Linked DNA regions of Homo sapiens: region 1 is linked to region 2. A link is a contact called in ENCODE Hi-C data. All regions are on one chromosome and are shown on one strand. Each heading gives the region's core, a stretch centred on a gene start or an enhancer-like site at or near the end of the contact. The rest is flanking DNA. Distances are from core to core; before and after follow the strand shown.

Evidence for each region. Hi-C counts contacts between places; a loop is a spot of excess contacts on that map. Pooled maps may share reads with other maps.
Region 1: a map of CD4-positive, alpha-beta memory T cell shows a loop between it and region 2 (4-fold over the local background). The contact joins the enhancer-like site here to the promoter of CTR9 in region 2. A Hi-C loop is called at or near these places in 2 of 168 maps with a recorded cell type or tissue (CD4-positive, alpha-beta memory T cell and naive thymus-derived CD4-positive, alpha-beta T cell) and 7 of 50 pooled maps.

Annotation. Positions count from the first base shown.
Region 1 is chr11:11,144,733-11,151,784 of GRCh38, reverse strand. All of the region lies in intron 3 of LINC02752 (long intergenic non-protein coding RNA 2752), which reads right to left. Among named protein-coding and RNA genes, the nearest start is that of LINC02752, 33 kb to the right of the region's middle. Within about 2 kb of position 3,589, at least 11 of the 41 ENCODE cell types and tissues checked have a DNase peak (open chromatin) inside an H3K27ac peak, as active enhancers do.
Region 2 is chr11:10,745,249-10,752,497 of GRCh38, reverse strand. It overlaps CTR9 (CTR9 component of Paf1/RNA polymerase II complex), which reads right to left and starts at 1,252. Exons shown (of 25, transcript NM_014633.5): 1 at 1,041-1,252. The coding sequence starts at 1,085. RefSeq lists enhancers at 1,365-1,414, 1,435-1,584, 1,383-1,883.

The sequences.
Region 1 (7,052 bases), core at 2,340-4,839, 400 kb before region 2:
CAGAGTAGCAGAGCTGGGAAGCCCTCGAAGATAACAGAGCCAAACTGCCCAGAGAGGGTAAGTGACATACTCAATGTCACACAGCCAGTAATTAATGGAGAAGGGGCTGGAACTCCACTTTTCTAAGTCTCTGTTTAGGACTGCAACATCCCCTGGAGTGAGTGAAAGGAAAGTTCTCGAAGGAATCTCCTCAAAAGGGATGTAGAATAAGAGTGAAGTTGTTGCCTCAGAAAAAAAAAAAAGTGAAAAATGAATAACGATTGATAAATTCAGATCTCCATTCTCGTCAGAAAATAAAATTTCTGGTAATTATTATCCCTCACTACCTTAGAGAAAACAAGAAGAATGAAGATTGTCCTAACACAATTATGTAAAGGCAAGTCTAAGAAAGGAGAAGGAGTTGATTCCCATGTAGAAGTCAACCATCTAGGCTAACTGTTCATCCCACCCCAATGCCTCAAACCCAGGCTGCCCACCTATTTATCACACTTTTGCAGGTCTGTGAAAGTCAGCAACAAATACCGTATCTATTCCAGGAGATTGTCCTAGAGCCTCCTCAATTTCTCTGTGGACACTATGCCTGCTCTTGTCTCCCTGGTTCTGATTTCCATGTCTGCTGCCAGTTTTAACATTGTTCCTGGCCTTCTCATATTAGTCACCTAAGCCCCTCCTCTTGGGCCTTGGGTCTCAGCCTCATCTCATCCTAACACTTCCTACTAACCTGGTGAGAAGCTCCCTGCTCTAGCTATAGCCCGCTAAGCCTGTATGCTGGCCTAGCTCCCAGATGCTCTCAAGTAAAAACAAAAAAGTAGACATTTTGTCTTGAACCCTAAGTTTCCATGCTGGGGGGAGGGATAAGATTATGACCACTATCCATACCCCATCTCTTGAGAATTTGGAGCTGTGGGACGAAAAAGAAGAACCAGAGAGTTGGCTGCAGCTGGCAGAAGAAAAAGGACAGATGGTTCCCCACAGGAAAGGCACCATCGGCTGAAGTACCAGCCTCACTCCTGTGGCTCCTACCTGCCATGGTGCAGGTGCATGTGTATGCATGTGTGTGTGCATGTGTGTATGTGTCGCCACCCTGTGATACAGGGTTGCAAGCCCCACCTGCTTGGGCCTATGCAAAGACCTACCAAAAAATTCTCTCATTTGCTACTCAGCAGTTTGAGGAAAATAAACTTGAATATATCAGTCCTAATCCAGAAAGGCTTGAGATGGTTGGTTGGAGAGTGTTTTCCATGATGTTGGCCTGAAGCCCTTCAGCCACTTTGAACAGGTAGGCATATGTCTCCGTGTGAAATCTATTTGTAACCCAAGACGATGCTGTCAATACAACAGGAAACTCTTTGCCTCCTCTAGCCTGTGGGCAGGAATAGGGTCCCAGTGACGGTACTACCTCAGACCTCACTATGTCGTAACTTCCTTCTGCTCACAACCACTCCAAAGTGCCCTCTGAATGCTTCTGGGCTCCCAGGGGAGGTCTTGGGTGTGCCTGCCACGAGGTGAGTTCTTGAGCCCCAGGTGGCTCCTTCCCTTTCCCCACAAGTCTCAAGGTCTGTGGCTCTCTCTGCTTCTGCTCCACAGGGTGCCCCCACTGGTGTCCTGAAGCTCATCCTGCACCAAGCAGAAGCGAGCAGAAGAACCCCACACCCTGCCCCTGCTGCAACACACTCACCTGGAGACCTAAAATGTGACCTCCATGTCCCCTCTGTGAGAACAGCTTCTTCCACCTCTGCTGTGGGGAACAGCAGCATCCCAGGCAGAGGGAACTGCATATGCAAGGAACCTGGGTGGGGTGGGGGGCAATGGTGGCCGGCGTTTGAAGAACAGTAAGGCAGTCAATGTTGCTGGAGCCCAGAGAGATAATGAAAGGTGGATGACGTGGGGTCTTATAGGTCACCATGAGAGCTTTACTCTAAGGTGTTGGGAAGCCAGACACCTGCAGACATGTCTGCAAATACCTTTGAGGTTTGTCTGAATCCTCAGCTGCAGAGGAAAACACAGGAAGTATGGGAGTTCCCCACAAGAGTTCACATTTGAACTAGGTTGTTTTTTTTTTAACCGCAACCTCTGCCTCCTAGTTGCAAGTGACTCTCCTGTCTCAGCCTCTCGAGTAGCTGAGATTACAGGCATGTACCACCACACTGGCTAATTTTTTGTATTTTTGGTAGAGATCGGCTTTCACCATGTTGGTCAGGCTGGTCTCGAACTCCTGACCTCAAATGATCTGCCTGCCTCAGCTTCCCAAAGCGCTAAGATTACAGGTGTGAGCCACCGCACCTGGCCTTGAACTAGGCTCTGAAGGATGACCAGGAGTTTTTCAGATGGGGGAAAGAGGAGCAAAGCATCCCAGATAGAGAGACTACTATATTCAAAGGCTAAGAATGGTGAAAGAGCAAAACGTGTTCCAGGGTGGCTGGCCGTACACCTGTCTGGCGTTCAGGACAGGAGGATGTTAGAGGATGCTGCAGCAGAATGCAAGGCTCAGGTGTGGTTGGGGTCAGATAGGGAGGACCGTACACAAGGCATCATCTCTAGCTTCCTTAGGAACACATTCCCTTCTTTGAGAACTGCATTGGCCCCTAATGAGCTGAAGTCACTTTATTACTTACTGCAGCATAAACGAGCGCTGTTATGAGAGGCATATGGCCCATCTCCCCGCTCCTTCTTCCCATCCCACCCTCGCTCCTGAAATCCAGGCAGCTGCCTTGGGCAGCATCAGAAAGTCCCATGTGCTTGAGGCTTTCAGACAGCTTTTCCCCAATAAGACAAGCTCTCTACTTAATCTGAAGAAATGGAGTGTTATTAAATTAATTTCTGAACTATCCTTGCCTTGTCCTTGAACTAAAAAGCTAAGGACCCTGGAGTAAAAGGCAGGGGATGAGGTGGGAGGGGTGAAGGGGAGAAGCAGAATGAGGCAGGGCAGCAAAGAGGCAGCAGAGAGGCAAGTTCCTGACCCAGGTCTGCCCGACAGACTCGTTCCAGCAGGTGGGCTGCCTCGTGCTGTCCAAGGCACTGTGTTGAAGAGGTTCAGTAAGTAAAATAAGAAATGAGAGTCCTCTGATCAGCTACTGTACCCAGGGCCCTAAAAATGATGGAAAGGTGGCCTCCCTCTGCCATGGGGTCAGCCCAAAAGTAATTACCAGGATACTTTGCAGATTATTGAATAAGTCCCTGGAACCGGCACACTGATTTATATAAGACCTGGAGATTTTGAGAGATTTGAGAGAATATTAAGAATCAATCAATATTTTAATTTATTTCAGGGTCCTGGAGACTTTAGCTCTGTAGAAAACCACAGGGAGGAAATTGTGACCTTTGAAATATGGCTGGCTGGCAGGCAGCAGGGAGGTACCTCGGCAAAGAGCCTGTTTGGCAGCTGCTGCGGGGAAAGACTTCTCTGTGCTGGAATGTTCTCTTTCTTCACAGCATCAGTCAGGAATTTCAAATAGCCAAAGAGGGGAGGGCCTCAGGGTGAGTGAGCTCTGGAGCCCTGGCAAGAAGGCTCTTGGCTTGAATGTGCATAGCTTACTCCTCCCCAGAGAGAGTCCCCAGGGCCTGGAGAGAGGAGCCTGCAGACTTTGTGTCTCTGCCTAGGAGGCGCTGCTGTGATCTGGAGACGTCCTCGTAGAACCACCTGATGATGTGTCATCATTGCAGGAGATCCAGTACCTTCTCCCCTGGGTCACTAGGCTCCCTAGGCCATACTCTTCCTGTGTCCTCCCCAGGGCTTTACCAGACATCTCATAGAGCACGTGAGCACCAGGTCTCGGACTATCACCATCCTCCTGTCTTATTCCGCAGGAAGACTGTAAGCTCCCTTCAGGCAGGAATGATGTCTGATCCATTTCTGTGTCCCCAGTACCTGGCATCATGCCTGGCCCAGGATAGGTAGATATGAAAAATAATGTGTTGAAGAAATGAATGGTCAAATGAACTAATGCAAGAAAAATAAACATTTGTTTGTAAAAATCAGTTATGTTTCAACAGCAAGCAGACGGCACATTCAAATGTAGTAATTAGAGAAATTCAGAAAGGTGAAGACAGGGTGGAGGTAACTGACCAAAGCATGCAGCACCCTGGGGCTGGCAGCAGTGGGAGAGAAGGAGCTGTTAGCACCCCCAGGCCTGATGCGGCTAAGAGAGAAGCGGGTCCCAGAACCTGGAGCAGGCCACTAAAACGGAGAGGTGGCCTTTTGCAAGGGAGGCAGCCACACCCTCAAACCTGCAGGGAGGAAGTGGGGGAACAAATACCTTGACCTCGCCCTCTGTCCTTCCTTGGATCTCCTCCCTGTGTTCCTCACTGGCCAAAGCCAACCAGAAGTCAGAGGCCAGTGGAGCTCCTTGATCCAGAGTGGAGAGTAGACAAAAGATCCCCAGCAAAGGGCTGCCAGGTAACTCTCTGCCTATTCCATCTGGCTTGTCCAGCCCCACGAGAAGGGCAGACAATGGGCACCCCAATCAGTAGTGCCAACTACTGGGGCACCCCAGTAGTTCTCAATAAGGGGCAGTTTTGCCAGCCGCTGGGGGGATTTGTTTTTCACAACTGGAATGGGGAGGGTGCTACTGGTATCTAGTGAGTAGAGGCCAAGGATGCTGCTAAACATACAAAAATGCAAAGGACAGCACCCACAACAAAGAACTATCCAGCTCAAGATGTCGATTGTGCCATGCTGGGAAAGCCTGGCCTTAATCAAATGTTGAGAGGAACTCAGGCACACTCTGTGCTGCCCTGGCTTCAGCCAGAGAACATTGCCTCACTGTGCTGGAAAGGGCAGCGTCATTTGGTCCAACCCAGAGCCATCGGCCAGTAAGTGACCAGTGTCTGACTTTGAGTGTCCCTTCGGGAAGGTGCTTTAAGGAGAAAGTCTATCTGCTCTCTGTCTCTCCTCACTGACAGTGATGTCCTAGGGTGTCCAGAGTGGTAGACGAGTGGCAGGGAGCACTGCTCAAGCCATGGGCAATTAGCTTTCCCCTGGAGGCCAAAACCTCCCCACTGGGCTCACCACCTCCCCAACTCCCCTGATATTGAGGGGAACGAGAAAGCTTCTCGTTCCCCTCATTTTCAGCTTTACATTCACACCATAAAAACATTTTGTAAAAGTGAATCAAGTCTTGCCATCTGTCTCTCTCACTTTTATCATGTTTATAATGAAAAGAAGAGTCAAGAGGAAATGGAATCCAAACTGCAAATGGTGTGCTGCTCCCTGGTAGCTGAGATCCACCCGAGCAAGGCAGGGACTTGAGGAAGAGGGTGGCCCTTGTGGCGCAGCATCATGTACAAAGTGAGTTCCATCAGAATCTCATGCGAAGTTCTCATGGCAGCCCTGGGAAGTAGAGCTTGTAATCCACATTGACAGATGAGGAAACTAAGGTTTTTCAGGGGAGATAAGTACTTCAAGGTTGTACTCCCAACAAGTAGCAAAGGTCTTAAACTCTGTACTTGGCCATCAACTCCAAGTTGTAGACCAATGTTGCTTCCTATTTCATCCTGACGTGAAATTGTTAGCTTACTGCTACTGGGGTTTAGGTACCATATTGAAAACTGTTGAAGTTTAAGTGACTGTGGTACTTAAGAGAGCTCTATTTTACTCCCTGTCACAGCTTAGAGATTTTGTCCCTCATCTGACCCTCCAGGGTCACAGCCCGGGAGAGAATAAGTTCCATGTGTACATTCATGTCACAAATATTCATTGAGAAAACCATGTGCCAGGTGCGAGATGTGGGATGGCCAGAGAGTACCATTCTGAGCAGGGCAGCAGATCTTGAAAAAGGACCCTTGGCACCAGATCAGAGAGGAACCTAATAATGGCAGGCTGCATTTATTGAGCACTCACTATGAGCCAGCTACTGCTCAAGTACTTTCTACATACTAACTCATTGAACCCCATAAGGCTGATACTCTTACAATTCCCATTTTACAGATGAGATGACTCAAGCAGTTTAGAAAATTGCTCGAGGAACCCAGCTTAATAGTTGTTCTGTTCTGACACGTGCTAGAGCGTGGATAAATCTTAAAGACATTTTGCACAGGGGAAAAAGCCAGTAACAAAAGGAAAAATACCGTGTGATTCCACTTATATGAGGGACCTAGTGTAGTTAAATTCATACAGACAGAGACTAGAAAGGCTAGGAGTTGGAGGGGAGAAAGAAACGGGGAGTTATTGTTTAATAGGTTCAGAGTTCAGTTTGCAAAGATGACATGAGTGTGGAGGTGGATTGCAGAACAATGTGAATGTCCTTAAATTAGTGCCATTGAACTATACACCTAAAAATGGTTAAAAATAGGCCAGGCACGGTGGCTCACACCTGTAATCCCAGCACTTTGGGAGGCCGAGACGGGCGGATCACGAGGTCAGGAGATCGAGACCATCCTGGCTACCACAGTGAAACCCCATGTCTACAAAAAATACAAAAAATTAGCTGGGTGTGGTGGCGCCTGTAGTCCCAGCTACTTGGGAGGCTGAGGCAGGAGAATCGCTTGAACCTGGGAGGCAGAGGTTGCAGTGAGCCGAGATCGCACCACTGCACTCCACCCTGGGCAACAGAGCGAGACTGTGTCTCGAAAAAAAAAAAGGTTAAAGTAGTAAGTTTTCATGTGCATCATTCCGTTTAGTTTCTATTGAATTATTCATCTTCTTTTTTTTATTTTATTATTATTATACTTTAAGTTTTAGGGTACATGTGCACAACATGCAGGTTTGTTACATATGTTTTTTGTCTTCCTTGACTACACATGGTGCGTCTTTGAGGTCATAGACCATACGTTTGTTTTTGTGTTTATTTTGTTTTTCTAACCCTGGCACCTCTTATAGATTCCTTGCACATAGCAGGACAGTTAATAAATAATTTTTGAATGAATGATTCTTTTAATAAATTGCATAAAATGAATGGCAAAAGGAAAAAAATAGTAAGTTTTACGTTATGTATATTTTACTACAATAAAAAGGTGAAAAATATAACTTTTAAGTTGATCATTAAAATTCATACTTTTTTTTTTTTAAGGCCCTGGAATCCATTCTGTTAATCATCCCTGTGTTAGAAGCTGTA
Region 2 (7,249 bases), core at 3-2,502:
TATAATAAAGTTAAAGCACAGAGAAGCAAACAAACCCTGCTACTTGTCCCCAGATCACTGGAACTATAAAATACTAGAAATGGTCTGCTTACTAAAAAATAACAAAACAAAATCCTACTTAACATAGAATCCAAGTAAAGTGCAGATAAGCACCCTAGAGACTATTATGCCATAGGTCTGACTCCTTGAGATGCATGACCCTACAAGCCATGCAAAGTTGAATGCCACTGCACACATTAATCATGGAGGTGGCACCTGCGTGTAACAGACAGTCCTGACTGTAAGCACAAAAATAATAATAGGAAAATGTCCTGGAATTAGAGGTAATGACTATACAACTTTGCGAATACACTAAAAACCACTGAATTTTATACCTCAATATTATATCTCAAACAAAAAAAATAAAAATAAAAGATATACAAGAAGACTGAACATCAAAGCTGAGAGCTTTACTCAGACAAGCCACAGGCCACCCATGAATGAGACATAGGTAAGCGAGAGGAGGTTAAATTTTATCAGCACACAGGGGCGGCTAAATCTTGGGATATCTCGTTGAAGGAGAGTTGGTGTAGAGAACACAGCGCACCATGACAGACTCGAGTTTCTAAGGGAGAAGAGGCGACCTCCTATATATTCCCAGGGAAAGATCTCGAGTTTGAGCAGCAAGCATATAAACCCCGGAAACATCAGCGCCCACCTCTGTAATCTGCGAGGTGTTTTACAGTTTATCGGGTACTCTCACACCTCTGCTCCCGTGGGTTGGTTAGGAAAAGAGTAGCGCACTGTCAAATTCGAACAGGCTGGAGAGGAACTTTCAAGAACTCCTTCTCCGAGTGGCCCTGAGGCTGCAGAGACGCGGTGCCCCCAGCCTGAGAGGGCACAGGGGCTGAAGAAGATGATGATCAGACCTTGGCCAGGTATTTCGATCAGGGCTCTTAGGGAAGGAGGATGCTCTCGCTTCAGAAACGAAGTCGAGCGAAGTCGGTGGGGGCGATCGTACAAGTTCATGGCCCCCACCCGCCTCCATACACGACACTTACCTCGTCAGTGTCCCGGAGGGGAATCTCGATGGAGCCCCGCGACATGATGGGGTCAAAAGGCGAGCAAGTGTCTCGCCCCGCCGCTCCGCAGCCGGTAGTCTCCGCTTCAGGCTAATCCAGAGGTGAGTGACGGCTCCGGCTCTGGTCTTGACTGCCGCCCCGCGGCGCCGCTGGAGCTCTGGCTTCTCCTTCCCGTCAGCCGCTTAAACAACGAGCAGCGGACGGCGGACGGCCACTTCCGGCGACCCCGCCCCCTGTCCCGGAAGCACTCCCGGGGGAGCGTGCCCTACGCGAGCTCAGCTTGTGGCTCCGGTGTTTCCGTTTTGGGGTTGGCGGCTCCGAAGCTTTTGTTGGCGTGTCGGCTGTAGGGTGCCCCGAGAGCCTGCAGGACCTTCGGAACCATCTGGCGTCTGACTCTCCTCAGCGCTGGCGCGGCCCCGAATGAAAACTTGGAAGGCGTAGCCGCTTGGTCCCGCGGTGGGCGGGGCCCCTGCCTGACGTGGACCTCTCGGGATGGGCCTGGCCAATCCTGTTTTCTTCCCAAGATTGTTAGGGATAATTCAGTCATTCGTTTCGCAACCCATCTTTTGGCCCCCGTTAGGTGTAAGTCATACCTGTGATACCTTTGTGACTAGTTTAAATAAAAAAATTTACAATTAATTCGGTAATCATTGTGATAATTCATGTCTTATTTTTTTTAGTTCTTCGAAGCATGTAAGAAGATCTAGTATATTTGTGATTTAAGTAAAATTGCAGATGAGGCCAGGCGCGGTGGCTCACGCCTGTAATCCCAGCACTTTGGGAGGCCAAGGCGGGCGGATCATCTGAGGTCAGGAGTTCGAGACCAGCCTGACCAACATGGTGAAAACCCGTCTATACTAAAAATACAAAAATTAGCCCGGCGCGGTGGTGGGCGCCTGTAATCCCAGCTACCAGGGAGACTGAAACAGGAGACTCGCTTGAACCCGGGAGACGGAGGTTGCGCTGAGCCGAGATCAGCCACTGCGCTCCAGACTGGGGATCGATCGAGACTCCACCTCAAAAAAAAAAAAAAGAGGAAATTAATTTTAGTAATATATTTTATTTAACGTAATATATCCAAAATCTCATTTCAACATGTAGTCAATATAAAAATTCAGATAATTTTTACATTTTTTTATACTGAGTCTTGAAAATTCGATATGTATTTCACATGCATACACTGATCTCAGTTGCCTGATTTTAATTGGAAATATTGGATCTGTGTTTAGATTTTATAAAGTTTGCAGTTGAAAAAATAGGTTCACACACTTTAGTTTTTCCAAAATTTAAATTAAAAAAATTCCTAATTAAATTCCTTAATTGGATTAGTCATATTTCAAGTGTTCAATAGCCACATGTGGTTAGTGAATACTGCATTGGATGGCATCAGACAGTATTTCCCAGAAATACTGTTTAATATATTTTAAAGTTTATAAAGTAAGCATTAAACAAAAGTACACATAGTGGTGATTGTTATTCTCCATGCCCAAAAGCCTCCCTGATATTAAAAACTCTATTGATAGGTTTGGTTTTTCAGTTATTCGCATCCAAAGGCATCATACCTGATAATGCAGAGTGCTATGATTGAATAGTTGGGGCACTCAGTTTAGAGTGGGATTTGGAGGAAGTGACATTTAAGTTGCATCTGGGAAAATGAGTAAGGTTTGGCAGGTAAAGTATGTAGGGGAATGTGTACCAGACAGAGGGGACGGCATGTTGGGGAAGAGCTTTGAGAACCTGCAAGAAGGTCATGTGACTAGAATGTAGAAAATGAGGGGGAGAGTGGCATGAGTTGAAGCTGATATAAGAAGTACCCAGACATGCTGGGGTTTATGCTTATAAAGCAAAACTGACATCTTGTCCTGTTTCCAAAATGAGTGAGTGTACATATTACTTCCCACAGGAAAAACAAAATACTTTGTGTTCTGAAATAAACCGTGAAACAACAGTATCACACTCTGTAGTCTCCAAAGTGAACAAAACTTTCAGCATTTCCCATATATTACTGACTCTCTTACAGTTTAATTGCTGACTTTTGTACTGCTACAGTCTGAAGATATGTGGGAGCTTGGGGTCATATGGCAATCATATGAGAAAATTGCTCTTTTCTCACCATGAAGCAACTAACTGTAAACCTTGGTGTGTGTTCATTTGATGTATCAGTCCTTCTAAAGCGTAAATTCACCTGTATACTTTTGCAAGTGTTTTTGTAAGTAAACTTTTTTTCTAAATGCTTTTGTCCTTCAGAATTTCTTTTGACTTAGTATATATTAATGATTTGGGGTTTTATCTTACATGCAAAGTGATTGAAATGCTTTAAGTGATGTGTATGTGTCAATGAGAGGGAGAAAGAATAAAAGAGAATTGGTTTTGGCCAGGCACGGTGGCTCATGCCTGTAATCCCAGTACTTTGGGTGGCCGAGGTGGCCTATCACATGAGTTTAAGAATTCAAGACCAGTCTGGGCAACATGGTGAAATTTGTCTCTACTAAAGATACAAAAATTAGCTGGGTGTGGTGGTGCACGCCTGTTATCCCAGCTACTCAGGAGGCTGAGGCATGAGAATCACTTGAGCCCCAGAGGCGGAGGTGAAGGTTGCAGTGAGCCAAGATCATGCCGGTGCACTCCAGCCTGGGCGACAGAGTGAGACTCTGTCTGAAAAAAAAAAAAAAGAATTGGTTTTAAAAGATTGTTCTGGCTATGTTGTGAAAGATGGATTGGAAAGTGTCTCGAGAGGATGTGGGCAGACCACTTAGGAAACTGCTGTCTAGGTCACAGATGATAAATAGGAATAGGTTTAAGACAGTGGAGGTGGAGAGAAGTGGATGGATTTAAGATTATCATCTATCTATCTGTCTATCAATCATCTGTTGATACCTTAGTCACTAGGACTTGCCAATGTATTGGATATAGGCCGGGGTCACTGAAAAAGTAGTGTCAAGAAGGACGTCCAGTTTCTGGCATGAACAACTGGGTGAATGATGTGTCATTTCCTAAAATAGGAAAGATTAGTGGAGGAGCACATTTGGGCAAGGGTAGACCACTAGTTGGATTTCACATGTGTTGTTTGTAGTTTGTACTGTCTCTGCGACAGCCAGATGCAGATTTCAGATAGTCTAAATTACAGATCTGTAATTTAGAAGACAGTTTCTAACCTGGAGAAATAGGTCTGAGAGCTATTGGCATAAAGATGAATTTTAAAACTATGGGATTAAATTAGATTAGATAACCTAGGGAGAGAATGGAGAGTGACAAGAGAAGGGCCTAGTTCCCAGCCTGAGGAATTCTAGCACACAGAGGGTGTGAAGAGGAAGGTGGCCTGCAAGGAATCAGCAAGGACAATGAAGAGAGAATCACCTATCAGGGGCCTGGCAACAATTGAGACTTAAACTACACTCTTGGTACCAGGTTGCTACAAGCAGCCTTTTGTTTTTCCCTAAATGTAGCAGGCACTGATGAAATTAGATGTTTTAAAGCTGTAGAACCAGTTTTGGAGCAATTTCAAAGATTTTATTTCAACTGGCATGATTGCATAATGTCCATTCACAAAACACCATGCCCCATGTTGGGCCTGAGTGCACCAGATCAAGGCAAAGCAGTTAGTGTATTTGGCCAGTGTGGGTTTTGTTGAGTACATGTTCTAAATAGATTGTTAAGATTCTTACTTTTATGTTGTTGGTATTGCAGTTGTCTGTAATGTTGGTAAATATATACATTTAGCCAATCTGAAGAGTAAGTTATTTTATATGTTGATAAAATATGCTAATAATTAATTTATTATTTTTGAGGCAGGGTCTCACTCTGTCATGCAGGATGGAGTACGGTGGCACCATCACAGCTCATTGCAGCCTCAAACTCCTGGGCTCAAGCAATTTCCTGCTTCAGCCTCCCAAGCAGCTGGGATTATAAGCAGACACTACCACATCTGGCGAAATATGCTAATTATTAAAAAGGAGTGAAGAAAGTTGATCTTAACAAATTAAATATACATATAATTTGTTATATATAATTATGTGTGTATATATTATATATATATTATATATAATATAAATATTATATTTTATATATAATATAAATATATTTTATATAATATATATTATATATAATATATAATATATATTATATAAATATATAAATATATTATATATAATATATAAAATATTATATATAATTATATAAATATATAATATATATTATATATAATTATATAAATATATAATATACTATATAAATATATAATTATATAAATATAATTAATTATATAAATATATAATATATTATATATATATATATTTTTTTTAGACAGGGTCTCACTCTGTCACCCAGGCTGGAGGGCAGTGATGTGGTCATGACTCATTGCAGGCTTGACCTCCCTGGGCTCAGGTGATCCTCCAGCCTCTGCCTCCCAAAGTGCTGGAATTACAGGCATGAGCCACCACGCTCAACCTAAATAATATTTTAGATCTTAAGTTAGATATCTTTTAAATAGCAGGACACAAATTGAAGTGTTTTAAGTGTTTTAAGTAGTTTGTATAAATTATTAAGAAACAATACGAAGCTATGTTAGTTTGCTGGGGCTAGGGCTCCCATAACAAAGTACACAGACTGGATGACTTAAACAATAGAAATGTATTTTCTGACAATTCTGTAGGCTGGAAGTGAGAGTCCAAGGCATTGGCAGGTTTGGTTTCTCCTGAGGCCTCTTTCCCTGGCTCGTATATGGCCGTCTTCTCTCTGTGGCTTCCCATGTTCTTCACTCTCTCTGAGTTTAAATCCTAATCTCCTCTTCCTATAAAAACTTCAGTCATTGAATTAGGGCTCACCCTAATGACTTTATTTTAATTTAATGACCTCTCTAAAGATCCTGTCTCTAAATATAGTCACATTCTGAGGTACTGGGAGTTAGGACTTCCATAAATGAATTTTGAGGGGAACACAGTACGGCCTGTAGCAGAGGCCTATCAGCAGGACACATCTCTGCAGCTGAATTATTTTTATTATTTTCCTTTTTAAAAAAAGTTCAATAGTTTTGGGGGAACAGGTGTTTTTTGTTATGTGGATAAATTTTTTAGTGTTGATTCTGGAGATTTTGGTGCAACTGTCACCCAAGCAGTGTACACTGTACCCAATGTGTAGTCTTTTGTCTCTCACCCCTCCACCCTACTCCCACCCCCGAGTCCCCAAAGCCCATCATATCATTCTTAGGCCTTTGTGTCCTCATAGCTTAGCTCCCACTTATAAGTGAGAACATATGACGTTTGGTTTTCCATTCCTGAGTTACTTCACTTAGAATAATGGTCTCTAACTCCATCCAGGTTGCTGTGAATGCCATTATTTCATTCCTTTTTATGGCTGAGTATCCCCTGTTGTTGCAGCTGAATTTTTAAATTATACTTTTCCCCATTAATTATTAAAATAAGGCTTGTTTATGAAATATTAGGATAAATCATCATTAGGCAAAAGTTTTAGGGTTATAATTTATCATTACAGTTGCCTGGGCAGTTGTCTTAGAATACTCTGTGTCATAGTTTCCTCTGGGGTTTCAATAAATATTCATCTCCAAAACATCACTATAGTTTCAGGAATTTAAAATTACATAAAATGCTCCTTTAGGTAAGAACTGGGAATAAAGGTCAACACACCTAATTTGACTGTCAGTAAAACACTCTGATAGAAATCTTAGTTCTGGCAGATTTGAATAACCAGAAAACCCTCCTGCTAAAAACACCTAGATTTGCAGGTCTGAAAACACACACACACACACACACACACACACACACACACAGTAAATGTCCTCATAAATGAATAGCTGAGCTATCTAATAATCTGAAGAACAGGCATTTAAGCCCATGCTAAGACTACCCAGGTAGTGGTGGCTGATATATTCCAGTGAATTGTGTCTTAATGTTCACACAGAAACAGGATTAGAGGCTTTGGGCCCACATTGGAACCCTTAAAAGATTACACCCTAAGTAAAAGTGGGGGAACTAAAAAAAAATCCCACCAACACAGATGTTCTGGGTGTAAAAGGTATAGATGGTGCAATGGGGGAATAGTCTCTCCTAAGCACTTATAACCACAGGTCTGTATCTCAGATGGGTTTGGTGTTTAACATTGTCTACTTGGTCTGTGAATCCCCAAGGCAAGATATTAGCATGGAAATTATCCCTAAGTATGTCATATCTTTG